Regions from separate parts of the Homo sapiens genome. Here regions 2 and 3 are each linked to region 1. Evidence: chromatin loops called from intact Hi-C (ENCODE). Cell type or tissue: heart right ventricle. All regions are shown on one strand. Each heading gives the region's core, and the rest is flanking DNA. Links, peaks and the distances in the headings are about the cores only.

Region 1 (5,938 bases), core at 299-5,298:
GTATCAACAGATTGTATATCCTCCTGATTGAGGATAACAGTCTATTGCATTTCCTAGGCATTCCCCCACTTAGAAATTATTGAAGCATCCCATTTGTGTATGATTTTTGTGGGCAGCGATTCCAAGAATGGTGGAAGATACGTTTCTAAGACTTACGAGTTCCTTGGACCAGGTCATAAGCATTTAGAAAATAGAGTAATTGAGGGAGATCATGAATTGTATAGAAGTGAGGGATTCTGCAATTGAATATCCTTGCCTCATCAATCAATTCAGATACTTGGACATCTATGAAGCTCAAGACAAAATGTAGTTCAATACCTTACTAGGAGGAGCATTTTCACAGAGATAAATTATCCACTAGGGAGAATAATAAGTAGAATTACATGCCTATTAATAGTTGCATAATTTTAAAAGAAAAGAGCATGATTTGTTTAAGACACTAGTGTGTTTGACTCTGTCATGGTGATGTTTTGGTCATTTTCTTAAGGATGCTTCCAAATAATGGCCTCAGATACTGAAAAAGGTTAATAAGAATTCTGGCTGGATGTGGTGGCTCACACATGTAATCCCAACACTTTGGGAGGCTGAGGTAGGAGGCTCTCTTGAGGCCAGAAATTCAAGACACACCAGGGCAACAGAGTGAGACCCCATCTCTACGAAAAAATAAAAACAAAAACAAAACAACAACAATAACAAAAACAATAAAATCAACTGGGTGTGGTCCTGCATGCCTGTAGTCCCAGCTGCTGAGGTGGGAGGACAGATTGAGCCTAGGAGCACGAGGCTGCAGAGAGCTGTGATTGTACTACTGCACTCCAGCCTGGGTGACAAAGCAAGACACTGTCTGAAAAAAGAAAAAAAAAATGTTTTCTTTTTTTCTTTCCCATAATTCACTGGCTCGTTTGCTTTTTGGGTACTTTTAATTTTCCCTCTAAATTTCAAAGTACTAGGTGTTAAAATCTGGACATTTGAAAGTTTGATTTGCAATCATCTAAACTCCTAAAAAACAGAGGTCTCTTTCTAACATTGATTTACTCTCAGAGGGTCACTCATAAACATATTCATTACAGGCACACTCCACGAATATTCAATAATACATCAATCACTAAGCTGTTTATGTTAAGAGACACAATTGAAATTGAACAATATAACTCAATAAAATTACTGGTCTTTTTATTTATTCATCCAAATCCTAGTTGCTCAGTCATTGTAAACAGATCCATTGGAAACAATTCACTTTTCTATTGTTTCAGGATTGATCTTCTCAAACACATGATTATTCTTAATTCAGACAAAATATTTCATTTCTTTAAGTACACCAGAAGGAATTAGAGCCAGCTGAATGCAATAAGAGAAGAGGAAGGAAGACGCTCAGTAAAAGGAAATCAAACCTGTTTACAAGTCTGGATCTAAACACTTGTGAGATTTGTGGTTTTGGAAACTACGTTCATATGTTAGAGGAGAAAATGATGAATACTGGATAAACATGGGTTTAAATGGCCTAGGCCAGATTCTTATTCCTCTTTGCACCCTAAGTATCTCTTTTAAACAAAGAGTTTCACTTAATTTCAAAAAGACCACATGCAGACAAAAGATCAATGAACAGCAGAGTGACAGAGAAATTCAATTTTTCCGAGAATGTTGATATATCTACCATCCAGAAGACAATTTAAAATATGGAAGCACTCATAAAAACAATTAATGTATGTAGTCATCATGAGATACACCAAATTATCATCTCATACTAGTGGTAAATCTTGGTTTCCTAAATCTGTTTTTTGTTTCCCGTTCTTCCACTTTGAATATATGATACTGCAAATATGCTAAACAGGGCCCTTGGGCAAATTAGAAACAGAGGTTGGCAAAAATATTAGGAATTTTTTTGTTTCAATTTAAAATGTGTTTTTTTAGAACGTAAAAAACTTAATATAAGTGTATTCTGGAATCATAAGGATGAACATCAACTAAACGAGTCCTGTCCTGGAACTCTAGTGCCCTTTGGCATATGTATTTATTTATCTACATTTTAAACTTAATAATTTTTTAAAAGTATGAGGACAGCTGGGTTGAAGCTATTCAATATGCAGTCATTTTGGATCAATGTGACTTCAAGTGATGGGTTACCAGAAAAGATGCTGGACTGTAAGAGTTTTTGAATTTGTGGGCTTAGGAATTTTGATGACTAAAAAAATAAAAAAAAAAGGCTAAAGGGAATTGGCATTTAAATTCCATGTGGCTGAGCTTTTTAGTTGCATTCAGACACTTCTATTTTTATTTCTTCAAGCTGGGCCTGTTTCCAAGAAGGAAGCTGTGGAATTATTGCTCTTACTCCCACATTTAGTGCAATCCCTTACAATACTAAGGATAGGTCAGATTTTTGCCCGTCCCCTGCATTAAACCTACAAGTAGATCAGATTTCAGGATAAGCAACAAGCAAAAAAGGACAAAAAAATTTCAAGTGAAACATTTGAACCAGCTTGACTTGAATTAGGGTCGAATCAACTGCATAATCTAATGTTCATAGAGTGCTTTGTCTTTAGAACCTGGCTGGTTTTACCCTATAACATTTAAGTTATTCTTCCATTTATTCTTTTTCTTCTTCTCTTCTTCCTTTTATTTTTATTACCCCACTGTGTTCCTATACATTTAAAAGGTTAGCTGTTTTTGTTTTATGCAATGGAAAAACTGTTGTTGAAGTTTTAGCCTTGAAAAGCACTGACTGTACCTAAAAACGGAAAGAAAGCACTCCTTTGCCTTGCCTCCCATTGGTTGTTTGGAAACAGCTGTTTGACGCCAAGTTTGTACTTCACTCTTATCAGCTCATTTGGTGAGATCAGAATGTGCCTGAATAACTCTGAAGGTTAAAATATGTTGACTGAATTTTCTGCTGCCACCATTCAGCAGCAGCTAGGCTATGCCTCTCATGATCATGACACGTAGTGGAAATTTTCCTGGCTTCTATACATCATCATCTCTGCCTGGTGAGTGTCATACTGAGGATGAGCACAGCAGGACGGCCTGCCAATGGGCCTGACAGAGCTGGCCTACGAACATATGGAATTGTGCTTCCAATGGAAAGCACACTATTTGCATTGACTTGTCATCATTCAGGGACCAAATTTTTTATTTTTGCCTTTTTATCAACCATTGGTGTCTTGTTTAGGGCATCTATAACTTTTTTTTTTTCAGAGAAAATTGGGCATTACGATTTTCTTACTCAATCTCATAATCATTTTAAGCATTCCAAAAATTATACTCCACTGGTCCTGACTGCTACTTAAATTGTATGCGTTCTTTCCAGTCCTTATTTACAATTTAACTCCAAATGCTTCATAGTACAAACAGAAGAGCCTTTGATTTTGATTTTTTTAATCATTCAATCTTACAGAATTGAATCATGCCATATTGTTATTTTTGCTCAGCAATTAGAAAATACTCACTGTCCAACAGTCCAAGAACTTTTAAGTATTACAAAATCCTTTTCCGTAATCTCATGTTAACAATACAGCCTTAGTTTAGAAGCATTTTCTAAAAGATGTTAAGCATTAACCTTGTAATTTGTGGTGTGCTTATATTTATCGCCAAATAATTTGCAGCATTTTGTCAGTTATTTATCTAGTTATTTATATGTTTATCTGATGCCTATGCTGAAATATTCAAGGGCTTTTACAAGTGTGCTGTGTTAGCAGAAAATACTGTTCAAGGGAGAAAAAAATATTCTTTTTCACTTGACTACTTCAATACAGCAACTACAGTAGTTACTGTATGACTTATTGAACAACCATTAGAAGGAAAGAGATGAAATAGATCAGCCAATCCCCTAAGTCATAGATACTGAATATCTACTTCGTGTGGGTTTATGTCTAAGATATCATGGGAGCTCCACAAAATATATAACTGTTACCCAAATGGCAAAATAGTGAACTTGGGATCAACATAAATTTTAAAAGGCTTGTACCTAATTTTTATTCTTTTTTGTTCCTCAAGTTCTTTTAAACTTAGAGCTTCCCTGGGCCTCAACCAGTGCCAGCTGGGCAAAAATTCAATAACCTATGTGGAGATCATTATTGACCAAACATGTTATCAGATTTAGATGGTTTGATATGCAATTATTCTGAAGACCAATTAAATATCACACACTGTGGTCATTAATAGACAAAATTGTATTCTTATATGAATGATACATCTTAGTTTCCCATATCTGTTTTCTCCTTCCAGTATATATTTTTTGAATAAATATTAAAAACCTGCCACATGGACAAACCATGCCAGTGTTTCCTTTTCATCATATACAGTTATTTGAAGAGGTTGGCATTAATCTGTGAATTCTCCATCTAGCTCATCAGGAAATAGCTGCAAAGAAGGAATTATCAAATAGTTACCTTGGTCCCTGTGGGAAGAGCGGGGCTCCTTATGGGGAAGATGGGAGAGACAAATTTAGGAAGAAGAACTGAGAATTGTTTTTTCTTCCTAATTCTTGCCTAAATTCAGATAACTTATTATGGATGCTATTTTCATCTTCTGAAATATCTAACCACCTTTTCAAAGACTAGGTTTAATTGGGGAGGATTTTCCCTTCTACAAGGCTTGCTTCAATTCTAGACTCATTAAGATGTTGAAATATCTATTCTGGTGGTTCTTTCCTTAATGGTATCAGGTTGAATTCTGTCTAAAGTTTTACAGGTTCAGATGTTGAATCTTGTTAAGATGCAGATGTGTTCCAGGATCTCCACCTAGAACAGCCATTCAAAAACCCCAGAGTAGAGCTAAACTTTGTGTGCTTGTGAAGTATGATGCACACACAAAACTACAGTGTAGTTGAGAAATGATTGTGAAGATAAAACCATGCCTCGTGTACAAAACCCCACACATATAAAAATAATCATCTTCAACTTTATGTAATTGTTCATAAAATAGATTATTTAATATTAGTTTTTTTAAACACAGTATGAAAGTAAAATTTTAAAAGTGTAATTATTTGAAGTGCACAAGAGTGCTTTACATTAAAAAATTGCAACTATATGCCCCTAAGCAAATCAATTAACTTCTCTGGTTGTGGTTTCCTCTTCTGCAAAACCAGAGGATTGGACCAGCTATTTCTCAGGTTTCTCTCAGGTCCAGTATTTAATAATTCTGTGACTCATTTTATGAAATTCATCACACCTTAATTTATGAACTTCTAATTACATATTTGTAAGTAGGCTTTTCTTAAAATGGTTTCATACCATTTGTTATATTAATACTTGCTTAACAGTTAAAGAGAAATTAAAGATAGAAGAGAATGAACAAGAGACAGGAATAAGAAATAGTTCCTAAAGCCCAAAGTACTAAAAGGCATTACAGGCAATACAATTTTGTGGGTATTTTGAAGAAAAGGAAAGTCACTGTAAACTTTAGTTTCTATTTTGTGCCATATGTGTTATGGCTGCTAGTTACTTAATCTCACAACTACTCTAAAATAGATATTAATGTCCAGTGTATATTGCTAAGTAAACTATGGCTCAGAAAAATCCAAATCCATTGAATTAGGAAGTAACACAGTTGAGGTCTTTGGGTTTGAGTGATTCTTTACATGCTCTTACCAGATCATGATGCAGTCTTTGTTTATCAGGATAAAATAGCAAAAGAGAACTGCACATAGAAGGATTAAGTAGCACATGAAATGTCTATGCTCCTAAAGAGTTCCAAAATAATGTCTTTTATCAACATTTGAATTTTTATTAAAAAATTCTTACCCAGAATAAATTGAAATAAAGTATAAAAGACCACATATGGTGCTAACAAAGACTTATGTCTGCTGATGCTATGCTATTCAGTGATATAACAATGCTAATCATAGCAATAAAATATTTACTAAATAAATATGGATTGAAGCTTTGAGCAAAGGCCATCGTTGTTTTTCTCATAACACAGAACTACTTTCACGAGAATGATATGT
Region 2 (5,938 bases), core at 342-5,341, 270 kb after region 1:
CATCTACATTAACTTCCCAGTCTTTTCTGTCATCATTTAAAGACAGTGTAAAGATTAGTGCACAGTGTGTAGTCATAGCATATTCATTTAGTCAAATTCTCATTCACTGCAATAATTCAATGAAGATGTGTTGACAGCCCTTAGGTGTTAGATGCCCTAAGCAAGGTCCCACAGAGTGCAAAAGCTAATGAGTCTCTCAGTTAAGAAGGTTGCAATCTGTTATATAGTAGGAATGTACATTTATAAATTAATGCTTCAGTATATAGATGCAATAGTAGCTGTATAAACAATCTTAGAGGAAGGTAAAAATTAGTCCAGGATATCCAGGCCTCTTGAAAGGTAAAATTTGAACTCACTCTAAAAGTGAGTATAGACTTGCCATGGGAAAGAGAAATGAGAGGTATTTCAGCATGGTATGCCATGCTATTTCCTATCTCTAATTTACCCAATGACTCACAGAGTGAAGAATTATATTGGCAGAAGTTTAGTGTCTGTGTCAGGAAGGAAGGAAAGTAACTAAAATGGTAGCTTGGGAATGTTGTTTGTGAAGTTAAGAAATTTTGACTTTATTCTGTAGGTAGTAAGGAGTCAATAGGTTTGTGAGCAAAAAATAACATGATCAGATGCTGGTCTTAGGAAAATACTCAGGTAGCAGTGTTAGGGGTGGACTTGAGTAAAAAGCGACAAGAGTGCAATTTTGAAAGCAGTTGCAAAATCCCTTATGAGATATATTGAGGACTTCAATGAAGTCCTGGATGGAAAGGAAGTTACAGACGAGGGTACTGAAAAAAAACAACAACAACAACAAAAAAAAGAGTCACTCATTTAATAGCTAGGAAGGCCATTTCTAGTTCAATGGTGGAAAATAGAACATAGATATTGACTCTTTAGAATTAAAGTGATTTGAGATAATATACCAAATACAGATAAGTCTTTAAATAAAATTGATTATAAAAAGAAGAAGAAAAATGGGGAAGTAATTTAAGCGAAAGAGGAGGAAGACATTGGAAAATTTATGGGTTTGTTTGCTTGTTTAATAAAAATGCTGGCTTGTCCATGGAAAGGTTAAATCTCAGTTTGATCTGTGTTGTAACATGTGGCTGATGTGAAGTTTAGGCATGAAGTGAATTATGTCATTTTTTGGACTATCCTTTTGAGACTGTTTTAAGAAGCCACCAAATAAAATGAATGTTTATACTTTGTACGTTAGTGGTGAGAAATCTACAGCCAGCATAGAGGAACGTTTTCAGAAGTATACAATCTTATTTATGGTTTATTGCTGATTTTTTCTACAGGCAGAAAAATCTGTAGTGGCTAACTCCTACCTTCCTTGAATCTGAATGGTTGTTGAACAAGAGGGGTGCCTGAGTACAAAAATAAAGTGATGAGTTTACATAGCATCGAATTTGCTTACTAAGAGTGAGGTTTGCTAACATTTTCATTGCCATGCCTCTCCTTGAGTGAGTTGCAATTAGGCTGATCCAGGAGAAAAATACCAGTCAAATGAGCTTTACTGTTGAAATGCTGGTGGATAATGGTGAAACTAATGTGTTACAAGTCTGGCCATAACATAATAACATGTTATTAATTTTTTCATGTTCAAGATATTTGGGTATTATCAGCACAAGCATGCTTAGTTAAACCGTAATGGGAAATATACAAAGCTTTTCAACTCAAGTACTACTTAAATTCTCATACTATTTACCAGGGAAAGATATAAAAAATTGTTTTTAAATTCTTAGGGAAGTCTTTTAAACATGTGGATATCAAGCTACTATTTTTGTATGTAGTCTATTCCTATCATTTTGTTCCAGCTCTTCATTTGTGTTGTGAGATCTTGCTGGGCAAAATGCTATTCCTGTTACTGACTACAGATGCACTAAATGCCTATAACGACACATTTAACTCCCATGATCGTCTAATTTTACTTTCCCTACACTGGAAGCTCCTCCAGTTCCAGGCTTTCTTTATAGCTCTAGACAGATATAGCTAGAACTCAATATGTGTTTAAAGGCAGTGAGTTCTTTGGTATTGCTTTTTTGAGGCTACTTTATTTGAAAGTGAAACGTCAATTTTTATGTAATACATTTTCATTTTATTGTAGAAAGTGAGAAAATCCTTTTAGTTACTCAAATCTGTCTGAGTGTTTTGTGTTACATATCATTGAGGAATTGGACGTCAGTGTAGTATAGGACTTTTTCCCATATAGTAAAAATACTTGATAGCTGACGATTTTGCTTCATAAGATTCTACAGTCAAACTTTCTCTCAACCTACTATAATGGGACTTGGCACACAGAGTTCTAACTCTTAATGTTATTTCTTGCATCATTTTACACCTTTTAAAATGTCCTCAATGACTCAAATCCTTGGCCTTTGGAATGTGTTTTGTTAACTGGAAAGATGTAAACAGCTCATTTAACTTGACCTTCAAATGTTCCTTCCTTCCTCCTTTTGGTATGAGCACAGCACAGGCCGTTAATATCTGTGATAGCCGTGAAGTGGCATCCACCTCCCCCAGCTCTTCCCCTTCGTGATGCCAGTCATACTTCGTCAGTACTGACAAGCAATTATTAGTCTTTGTTTCCTTTACACTGTATATTGGCAAAACAATCATTGAAAGGAATTGTAGAGGGAGAAACCACTATCTTTGCACTATTGTGGTAACACAGCTTTTAGGCTTGCTGAGAATATCCATTAGTTTTGTCCTCTTATCTAAAAATGATTTCTTCTTTGCTTTGTATTGCTCTGGGAGTTGAATATTTCACCAACTTCTGCCACATTAGGGATGGATATCTTTATTTCTTCAATAACTGGGGTCTTTTCCCTATTGCCCTCTGTTCCATGCTTAAAGGCATTCTTAGTACATTTCAATTCCAGTTGTATTAGCTGTAATTTGGGTACTTTTAAAAAGCCTATTTGATTCTCAAGAGCTTTTTCCATCTTTTTTATTGGTCTGACCTCAGTCTACTAAGGCAAATTGGTCCCGAGGTATATTCTTATAGACTGAATGTGTAAAGATAGCACAGGGACACTTAGCTAGGTGCTTTACTCAAGTTACAGCAAAGAAACTTTATCTTTGAAGTTTTTTAATTATATCAAGCCTTGGAAGTAGGGCAAGTTTTGCTTAGTAAAGTTATTCTTTCAAATTTTATCATAAACTCTCAAGATCCATGATTTCTTAAAGATTTTACCTTTTGGAAATAAAGGTAGACCACCCAAATGACAACAAACAAAGGCAGTTATTCAGAGCTTGCTGTATCAAAGGAGTCAGCCACCATGAATTAAATTTGGCAGAGACTCAAAGACAGGCTGTGGATAGAAGCCATTTATAGTGATAAAAAATAAAAGGTGTATAGTGATAAAAAATAAAGGCTTTAGATATGCACTGTTGGAGTTTGTTGGCATGGGGAAGCTGCAGGTAGGCTACCTAGAAGCAGGACATCCTATGCAATTGTTTGAGGAACATTTTGGGCTTTGTCTAGTTCCTCCTGAATTGGGGGTGGGACAAAGCAGTAGGAAAGCTGGCAGCTATTGACAAAGGCCTGACCATTCTGGGCCAGTTACTACAGAGATTGTGGTGTGGCTTCTTGGGCTGGTTGTATCTTAGGTTGTAGGTCAGAGTTCTATGGCTAGGATTTTTTTTTTAATCTAAAAATCCAGCAATAACAATGCATTGTACTCTGCTAAAAAGTGTCTAGGTACTATTTATATCTATTGGATATAAATAGGGTTGGGTTGCAATCTATTTATTCTTTTTTTAACCTATTGCCATTATTACTCTGTGAAAAAATAAAAAAACACTTGATTGAGATAATGCATTTCATGGCTAGCTCTTGTGAAAGAGTTTCACTTATTATAATCATGGCTTTGTAGTCTACATAACCTTGAAAAAATCATTCAGCCTCTCCAAAATGTATTCTATTAGCTATATTGGGAAATATACAATCATATTATTCCTGTGCTCTCTGTCTTTAAAATTGTAAGATCATTATAGTTTTATAGAAATACGAGTGAGAAAAAATTTTTAAAAATACACCACTAAAAGTCATTAGGATTCTAAACACAGGATAGAATTTTCAGAGAAGTAATGAAGCTAAGTACTTTCCAGATGGGTAATTTTTATCATACATACAACAGGGACAGGATGTGGAAGAGGGTCTCTATGGACCATGACATGTTGGGTAGCAGGCAGGGACTAGGAAGGGTTTGCTTCTATCTATCAGTAACATATGCAGATAGCATACTATTCATTTTGAGAAGGAAGGGCAACCAAATTTTAGGGGTCATCTGTGGAGAAATGGAGACAATGATTATCAAGGTAAAAAGCTGCCTATGTTGGATTCCATATTTTTCCTGATCACGTTTCCTGACTTCAAGTTGATATAAAGGTAAACTCAAAATTATTGTATTAAACATTTCTTGGCTTCCTTAGTCATAGCTTAGATATGTCTTGATCAATGTATTTCTAAAGACTGACTGACTCTCATGGCTGTTCTGACTTCCTATCCTCATCCTACTCTATTAAATAAGCAATTACATTACACTATTACAAAACTACAGAGAGTATCAATAAAGTTTTTTAAAAAACTCAAAATGATAAATAAAATGGTTATCATTTTGAGTTATACCTTGTAGACTTATAGGTAAAGAAAATTGTTATAAGTAATCAGTCAATATTTCACTGTGTGAAAATTCTATTACATAAAAAGTATTTTTTCTACTGGAAAAAAATTATTCTCAGAAGAGAATAAAACTTGGCATAGATTTTTGTATGTTACATAAATTTCTAACTGAAGTTTTAGGATAGGCATAGGTTTATTCTGCAGTTTTAGACATTAGAATTATAATTATACATGTTTGCATTGTATATATTTTCTGTGGACGAATTTATATTGACTATTGACTGGACAGTGATAAGCATTAATGAAAGAATGGTTTAGGAAAAGTTTTGAATCTTTTATATAATGTTATAGAGATGAGCTTTCAGTCACTTATGCTATCCAAATCTCAAATAAAATATGAGCGAATCTTGGTCTTAGTGGCCTTTGTCATTCTTCCCATTGTGTATGATCACAATGCTAGGTAGAAATGAAAGACACACTTTTTTGTTGACTGAAATGCCCTGCAGATGTAAAATAAATGTTCCCAACTTAAGGCCTTTTAGTACAGAAAAAGTTCCAGAGTGAATACTCCAAAGATGGGTGCCCATTGTACTCAGTATAAGGACCTGACATTCATGGTATTTTTGCACTTGGATTGAATTATTGATTTTAAAAAAGGAGAAACTAAAGGAAGAAAAAAAGAAGGTAGAAGTAGGATGGGAAAGATGCCCAAAAAATGAACAAAATAACAGAAAGAGGCCTGATTCTGAAAAGACCATAGCCGCTGAATGAGTCAGATTCAAGCTGTGATGCTTAATCTGGGCCCTTACTCTTTGTTCTCAGCTCCTTTCTGGTTCTAGTCATTTTGATAAAATATTTTAAAGTTATTTTGCCTTTCATATATTGATAGCTCTAGTTGGCAGAACTAGGCATTAACAGGTGTAATCATTGTTGCTTTCTATTTAAGTGAGAGTAATTCTCTCCTTGAACCCACAATATTTTCTTTTTATCACAACCTTTAAACATACCCAGAGATTAATTGTGCATGCCAGGATTCTAAGAAATGAGAGATTTAGTCTCTATTTGTAGATTCAACCTCGCTTTTACATTATGTGAAGTTTGTTCACTGAGAACTTGAAACCAGACCAAATAAACTGGGCAGCTTGAAAAACAGACAAACAAACAAACAAAAGCTGAACATAGATGATCAAGGTAAAAACTTGAGTGTCAATATCTTTATCACTCACTGGTTAATGTTCTTGGCTAGATTACCTTCTTTTTCCACTCTTGTACAATTCCAATTAAAATTTTTATTTTGACATCAAAACCTGGCTT
Region 3 (5,938 bases), core at 342-5,341, 310 kb before region 1:
CAATTAGGTAGGGCTAGTTTGTGCCAGAAAATGTCAGTTGCTTAAAACTACAATATTTAATTTTTGTTCAGGCAACACGTTCACAATGGGTTAAAAAAGGACTCTGCTCATTGAAGTTATTAAGGAACCCTTGGTGAATAGAGGCTTCATGCTTTCATGATCACAGAGACTTGGGGAAAGGACACAGCAAACCACGTAGTAGCTCTTAAAACTTTGGCCCAGAACAGTCATCACGTCTGCTGACTGAAGCAAATCAGTCATCAGGCCAGGCCAGTCTTCTATAGAAAGGGATGTGCAATCCTCCCATAGGGAAGTGCACTGAATATTGTAAACAACAATACAGGTTATGACAACCATGTGTCCTTAACAAAAAAACCTAAATAATGATTTTCTCAACTGTCATTTCCCAACATATTGGGTGACAAAAATTTCCAAATTGCATCATTCCCTACTGACTCCCTGAAGTGGTAGTGTTCTCTGCTGGCAGTTTAAAATGAGAACTGTCTGCTTTCAAGGATAGACCGGCTGCGGGTAGGATTGATATTCTACCATGAAAATGCAGCAGCTTAAAGGAGCCATGCCAGAATACTCTCCACCACTTAATACTTTTTATTGCTTTTGACAACTTAAACTCCACATTTTTTCCTTCTCTAGGAAAACATATTGGTAACTAGACATATACATAACATAGATTGGTATAATGATGATGCCTTTTATGATTCACCTTAACCATTCTTTCGTGACCCCTGCCATCAAAAACATTCAGTGACTTCCAGTGGCATTCCTAGCATTTTTGACACCTTGGCTGGATCATTTTTATAACACCCCTCACTTTGTGATGCAATTATTTTCATGTAGTAATTAGCAATCAATATAATTTTTAAATCTTCTGTTTTAAAACAAATGAAAAGAAGTGATTTTGATTCTAAAGATTGTGCAAATTTGGGATATTTTATATATGAACTAAAATTTGCACTTATCAAATAAAAAATGTTATACTTGCATTTTGCATTTAAACGAAAATAGGAAACTCCAAGTGATCCCATAATAACTCAAGTTCTGTTTCTTTGACTTAGAATTGCAGCTATGTCTGCCCAAGGCAATTGCCAAGGTTTCCCAATTTATCCTGAATGATTGTAGCTGAGTGGGGTACGTTTGGGGAACAATTGTTTAACTGGGAATTTGCTGAGTTAACTTTTATGTTGAACACAATATTTAATAAAGGACAAATAATAAAAATGTGCTAATTCAAACCACACAATGTATTATTAAAACTCAATGGTAATGGCAGCAATTGTTTAAAACTAAGACCAGAAATGATTTTTTTTTTTTTTTGAGGAGGAGTATTTTATCACTTCATTGTTTAGAAATGTCGGCAGGAAGTGATGATTAGAATCAGAATGACTGGGTTTTATTATAGCTTTAAAATTTTTTATAGACAGGGTACCCCCTCATTGTCCATACCCAGAACTCCCTCATACTTGGTCAGTCACTGGTGACTCCTCAGTGTTTACATAATTGAGTCTAAAGTGGTGATCTTTAGCATAGTTCTCCATCATATGGCCTCAACCTCCTTCCAGCCTACTCCTCCACAGTTCACCTATTGCGAAAATACCCCATCATCTAGAATTGTGAAAATATTCTGTTCCCTGAGCCCTCCTCTTAAAAAAATGCTTCTCTGTGTGTTTGTATTTCTCCCTCTGACAATGTAAGTGTAAAGAGCACAGGCTTTAGAGCCAGGATTTTGTGGGACTGGATTTTCCCTCTGCAGCTTATAAATTGTGTGACCTTGGACAAGTTATCCAACCCATCTGGGCCTCATCCTCCTCATCTGCAAAAATATTGATTACAGAGCCCATTTACAGATACCACTGGATGAGATGAGAACACATAAAATATATGTTAAATTGTCTTATCCCTCCATATCTTTCATTATTCTCCCTTAATAAGTTTTGCATATCTAACAGTTACAGGACTTTGATCAAAATAGGCCTGCATAGAGTTTGAACAACTGAATTGAATTTATTGGGCTTCATTCATGATATACAAGCTTCCAAAGTCACATGGTCTAAGCCCAAGCTCCAGTTCTTTCTACAATTGCCTCAGCTGTGAGTCTTGAGCATTGTCATAAGAAGAGAATCTAGGATATTTCTCATTTGGCTTCAGTTCCTCTTCTTCAGCTGTCCAGACCTCTTTCATTTAGAAAAACACTGTGACAAAATGAGGAGGCTGCAGAAGCACAAGTGGGAATGGCAGCTGACCGCACGGGGAGAAGGTGTCTATTTCACCTTCAGGACCATCTTAGCATTTTGAGCAGCTCATAGGTCAGGAATGCTGTTGTCATCAGGGTTAGAGCTATGTCCTGAATAAATACCAAGTTAGGAGGAAGATGACTCAGAGCTGCCTAAACCTCATACTCCTCTGATATTTTAAGCAACAGAGAGTGGCAAGCAGCTGTTAGATATCTTTGCTTCTTTGTTCAGGCAAAGCTTAGCCTGTTCCATTTGGAAAGAAAATGGTCATAATTTCCAGCCCATTTTAAACTCTTCCTTCTTAGAATTGTTACTGCACACATAACCTGGGTCACACAACTTAGTTTTCTGCAATCTCAACTCTTTTTCTAATTATTTCCTCTTCCCCAAATGGATATTAAGTTTGTTGTGGAAAGAGAATATGCCTTATATTCCTCTTATATTCTCTCCAAACTGAAAGATTAGCCTTTGGCCCAGAGTAGGTAGTGCATACAAGCACTAATTTCATTTATATGGGACTTTAAAATGAAAAATTACCTTTATGTCCATTCTTTTGTTTAAACTTCACTACAACTTCATAAAATAATTGTTATTATCTTTATTTTATAAACCAGGAAACTAAGGTTTAGAGAGATTAAGTATACTGCCAAGGATAAGGATCATACAGCTAGTAATTAGCAAATCCTGCATTTGTGTGTGTGTGTGTGTGTGTGTGTGTATTCACCTCATAAATCGTATCTTAAAGACTCATTCATTAATGACAGCTTAATTGAAAACCTTTAAAAAATATATTTAATTTTTTTCTACTTATTAAATCCTTGTTCCCTAACTTGTTTTTATTGCTCTGAAAGCAGCTAGAAAACCATTTTGTAATTTGCAAAGATGTAGATCTAGAACCTAATTATTTCATTTGTATGCAGAAAAGAAAACCTGTACAAATGTAAGAAGAAATGGCACAGGAAAATCCCCAAGTAATAAGAAACCATAAATTCATTTGTATTTTAGGTAATATGTTTATGGCAGATATTTAGAGAATTCACATTATTTTGGGGCATCATTATTTATCTGAAAGATTAGGAAGGGCGTGGAAGAGTCTGTGCGGTTAAGGAGAGCAAAATAGGTGTAAATAATATCAATTGGTAGACTCATTTGATTCAGTCAACAGGTTTTATGAAGCACCTGCATTTTCTGTCATGGCTGGAGAGTGGTTTTCAACACATGTTAACATTTGGGTAGGTCAGATACTCTGTGAGTTCAATCAAGATAACCCTGTTTACCCACTAAGATGACTCAGAGAGCTGCTAGGACCTAGTTTTTTCATTTCGGTCTCGTGCTGCAAATGGTCAGCAACTATGAGATTGATGGAAGACATTTGCCTCAATTATTATGCTATGATTCATAGATTCCTACTATAGAACATAACTGAGTATTTGGCCTTCCTCTTTCAGTTGGGGAGAGTAAACAAATTTCTTATTTATATCAACAAGTCATAATTTGAGCAAGTTAAATATTAAAACCTATTGAAACAGAAAAAGAAGTTAAGTTTAGGTGTGGATAATGTCAAGAACAACTATTTAGTCTTTATTTGCGAGATGATGGGCAAACATTTTATGCTGCTTGCAAAATTAATGTCTTCAGTAATTTACTACACCTTTTACTTCATTCATGACAATTTCAAAGGATTAACTGTGAATGGATATTTGAGGAAGTTAGCTTACTGGATCACCAAAGAGTGGCCCAAGGAAGGGTGGGGAGTAGAAAAGTGCTCAGGAGATAGCTGTTGAAGCTGCAGAGAAATCTCTATTTCTATCTCCTGGTTTAAACCCTCCATCCCACTCAATGTGCATTAACCTGAAATATTAATAGATCACTGTGCTTCTCCCTTAAAAACAATGCACAGGCATTTAGATTGATGATTGCTGCTGCATTCAAGGTTCTGTAAATAATGATAACAATACTGTCTAGCACATTATATAAGATCACCTAAATTATAAGTAGAAGATGTATCACGTCATGGTCAAGTCTAATATATATAATTTATGGGCTTTATTCTCACTGTTGCAAGTGTCTATTGAAGAGGGCAAGAATAATGACCCTTATCCAGAAAAATATGTGAAGCCTGTGTCTTTTTCTAAATCTGGAGTTTAAGAAACTGTGCGATCCAAAGGAAAATCCCTTTCAAGGGGAAAAATTAAATCATTTAAGATCACCCCTCCCACTAGGTTCCATTAACCACATTTTGTGAACTTAGTATGTGTCTGACACGATGATGAGTATAATGGCAGTGGTGGTAGGAGGTGTAAAAAAGTGTTGGACATGTGCCTCACTTTCACTGTTAGCACTATTTCTTTGAGGAAAGGATGGCAGTCTGTCTTTTTCTTCTGTTTTGGGAATATCCCAAAGAATTATTAAAAATGGTTTTAACTTTCATTGTGTCCTCAAAGTCTTGTGCTTTGATATTTTTTTTTGTTCTCTGAACCTAATTTTACACTTTCTCATAGCTATAAGTATTCATCTTTTAAATATTTCTTTCTCTTCCAAGACAGCTTTCTCATAACTTATCTCGCCTGTCTTCTTTCTTTTAGATTTTTGCTGATTTTCTTAACATAACAACTTTGAGCTCCATTGTGGTAATTTTTCCATCTGTTATGACTTTGTAAGCCTGTCTGCAAACCTTGCATCATTGTCACCTATTGGTGCATCGAACTGAATTATTCTCCTTCCCAGTTCAGAGCTTATTGTACATCCACAAAAGACTTTTCTTTTGTTTAATCATATACCTTAATCCATTTCTGCATCTATTCTCCTTTTTTCATCTGCAAACATTAATCGTTTCATGCGTTAATTTGAACTTCATGAAACAGACATTATGTAGGTCAAAACAGTCAAATATCAACAATTTCATATGATTCAAATTAACATGTCTTCCCAATTCCCATTTCCTATTAATTATAATTTTCAAAAATTGAAAAATATACAATATTTGTATATTTCCTTTTCTGACTAAATTAGTGGTGCCACCTATATCAAATAGCTAGTTCCTACAAACATGGCGCTGTACCCGGGTTCTGTACGCTTTTCCAGGAGCATAGGCTGCTGCCTAGTTATCACGAGGTGCAATGATTTTGCTTTCCTTGCCAATATTGTTTTAGATATTTATGGGTCTTTGCAGTTGTTGAAATAAATTTAGCTGATTTTTAGCAATTAATCTTCTAATTTCAAAATACTTTCTCTCCTATTCTCCATCCCTTTGTCTGTTTGCTCTTTGTCCTTTCCATTTTCTCAACAGTATATTTAAGATCTTCCATTGCATTTTTAATGTTAACTATTGTAAGTTTAATATCCAAGGTCTTTATCATGTTTTCTGATTGTTCCTTTGTAACAGCATCTTGTTTTTGATTCATGGATGTAATATTTTCTTTCATCTCTCCAAAAATATTAATCATAGTTTTATCTCTTTTCCTCCAGCTTGCTTCTTATATTTTCTATTCCCAGTACCTGATCATATTTTAGAGTGGAGGTTTGAAAAGTGAATTAGAAGCTCTGTGCTCATGGTTGGGACTTGCCAACTGTGGGCTCCCCTATGGCCTTTACTGGCTAGGCTGCTCAGAGCCTGTAATGCCATTATCTTCAGGCCTCCCCTCTCTGGTTTATCAGTATTGCCAGATAATGATCTTCTGATCTCC

Evidence for each region. Hi-C counts contacts between places; a loop is a spot of excess contacts. Peaks named below come from ENCODE experiments on the same cell type or tissue, not always from the same donor. Only the 100,000 strongest peaks of a DNase experiment are listed, where the experiment ranks them.
Region 2: it touches region 1 in a loop (3-fold over the local background); 2 of 110 quality-filtered maps call a loop at or near these places.
Region 3: a loop joins it to region 1, with 2.8 times the contacts of the local background. A loop is called at or near these places in 9 of 110 quality-filtered maps.

Annotation. Positions count from the first base shown.
Region 1 is chr6:140,076,618-140,082,555 of GRCh38, forward strand. All of the region lies in intron 1 of LINC02941 (long intergenic non-protein coding RNA 2941), which reads left to right. All of the region lies in intron 2 of LOC107986652 (a long non-coding RNA gene), which reads right to left. Among named protein-coding and RNA genes, the nearest start is that of LINC02941, 100 kb to the left of the region's middle. In heart right ventricle, for the core only: no CTCF peak of the experiment used is centred there; a DNase peak (open chromatin) is centred at 2,974; H3K4me3 peaks cover 2,705 bases; H3K27ac peaks cover 4,039 bases.
Region 2 is chr6:140,344,227-140,350,164 of GRCh38, forward strand. No RefSeq gene overlaps it. Among named protein-coding and RNA genes, the nearest start is that of MIR3668, 140 kb to the left of the region's middle. In heart right ventricle, for the core only: no CTCF peak of the experiment used is centred there; no DNase peak of the experiment used is centred there; H3K27ac peaks cover 3,589 bases.
Region 3 is chr6:139,762,471-139,768,408 of GRCh38, forward strand. No RefSeq gene overlaps it. Among named protein-coding and RNA genes, the nearest start is that of FILNC1, 5.6 kb to the right of the region's middle. In heart right ventricle, for the core only: no CTCF peak of the experiment used is centred there; a DNase peak (open chromatin) is centred at 2,256; H3K27ac peaks cover 3,135 bases.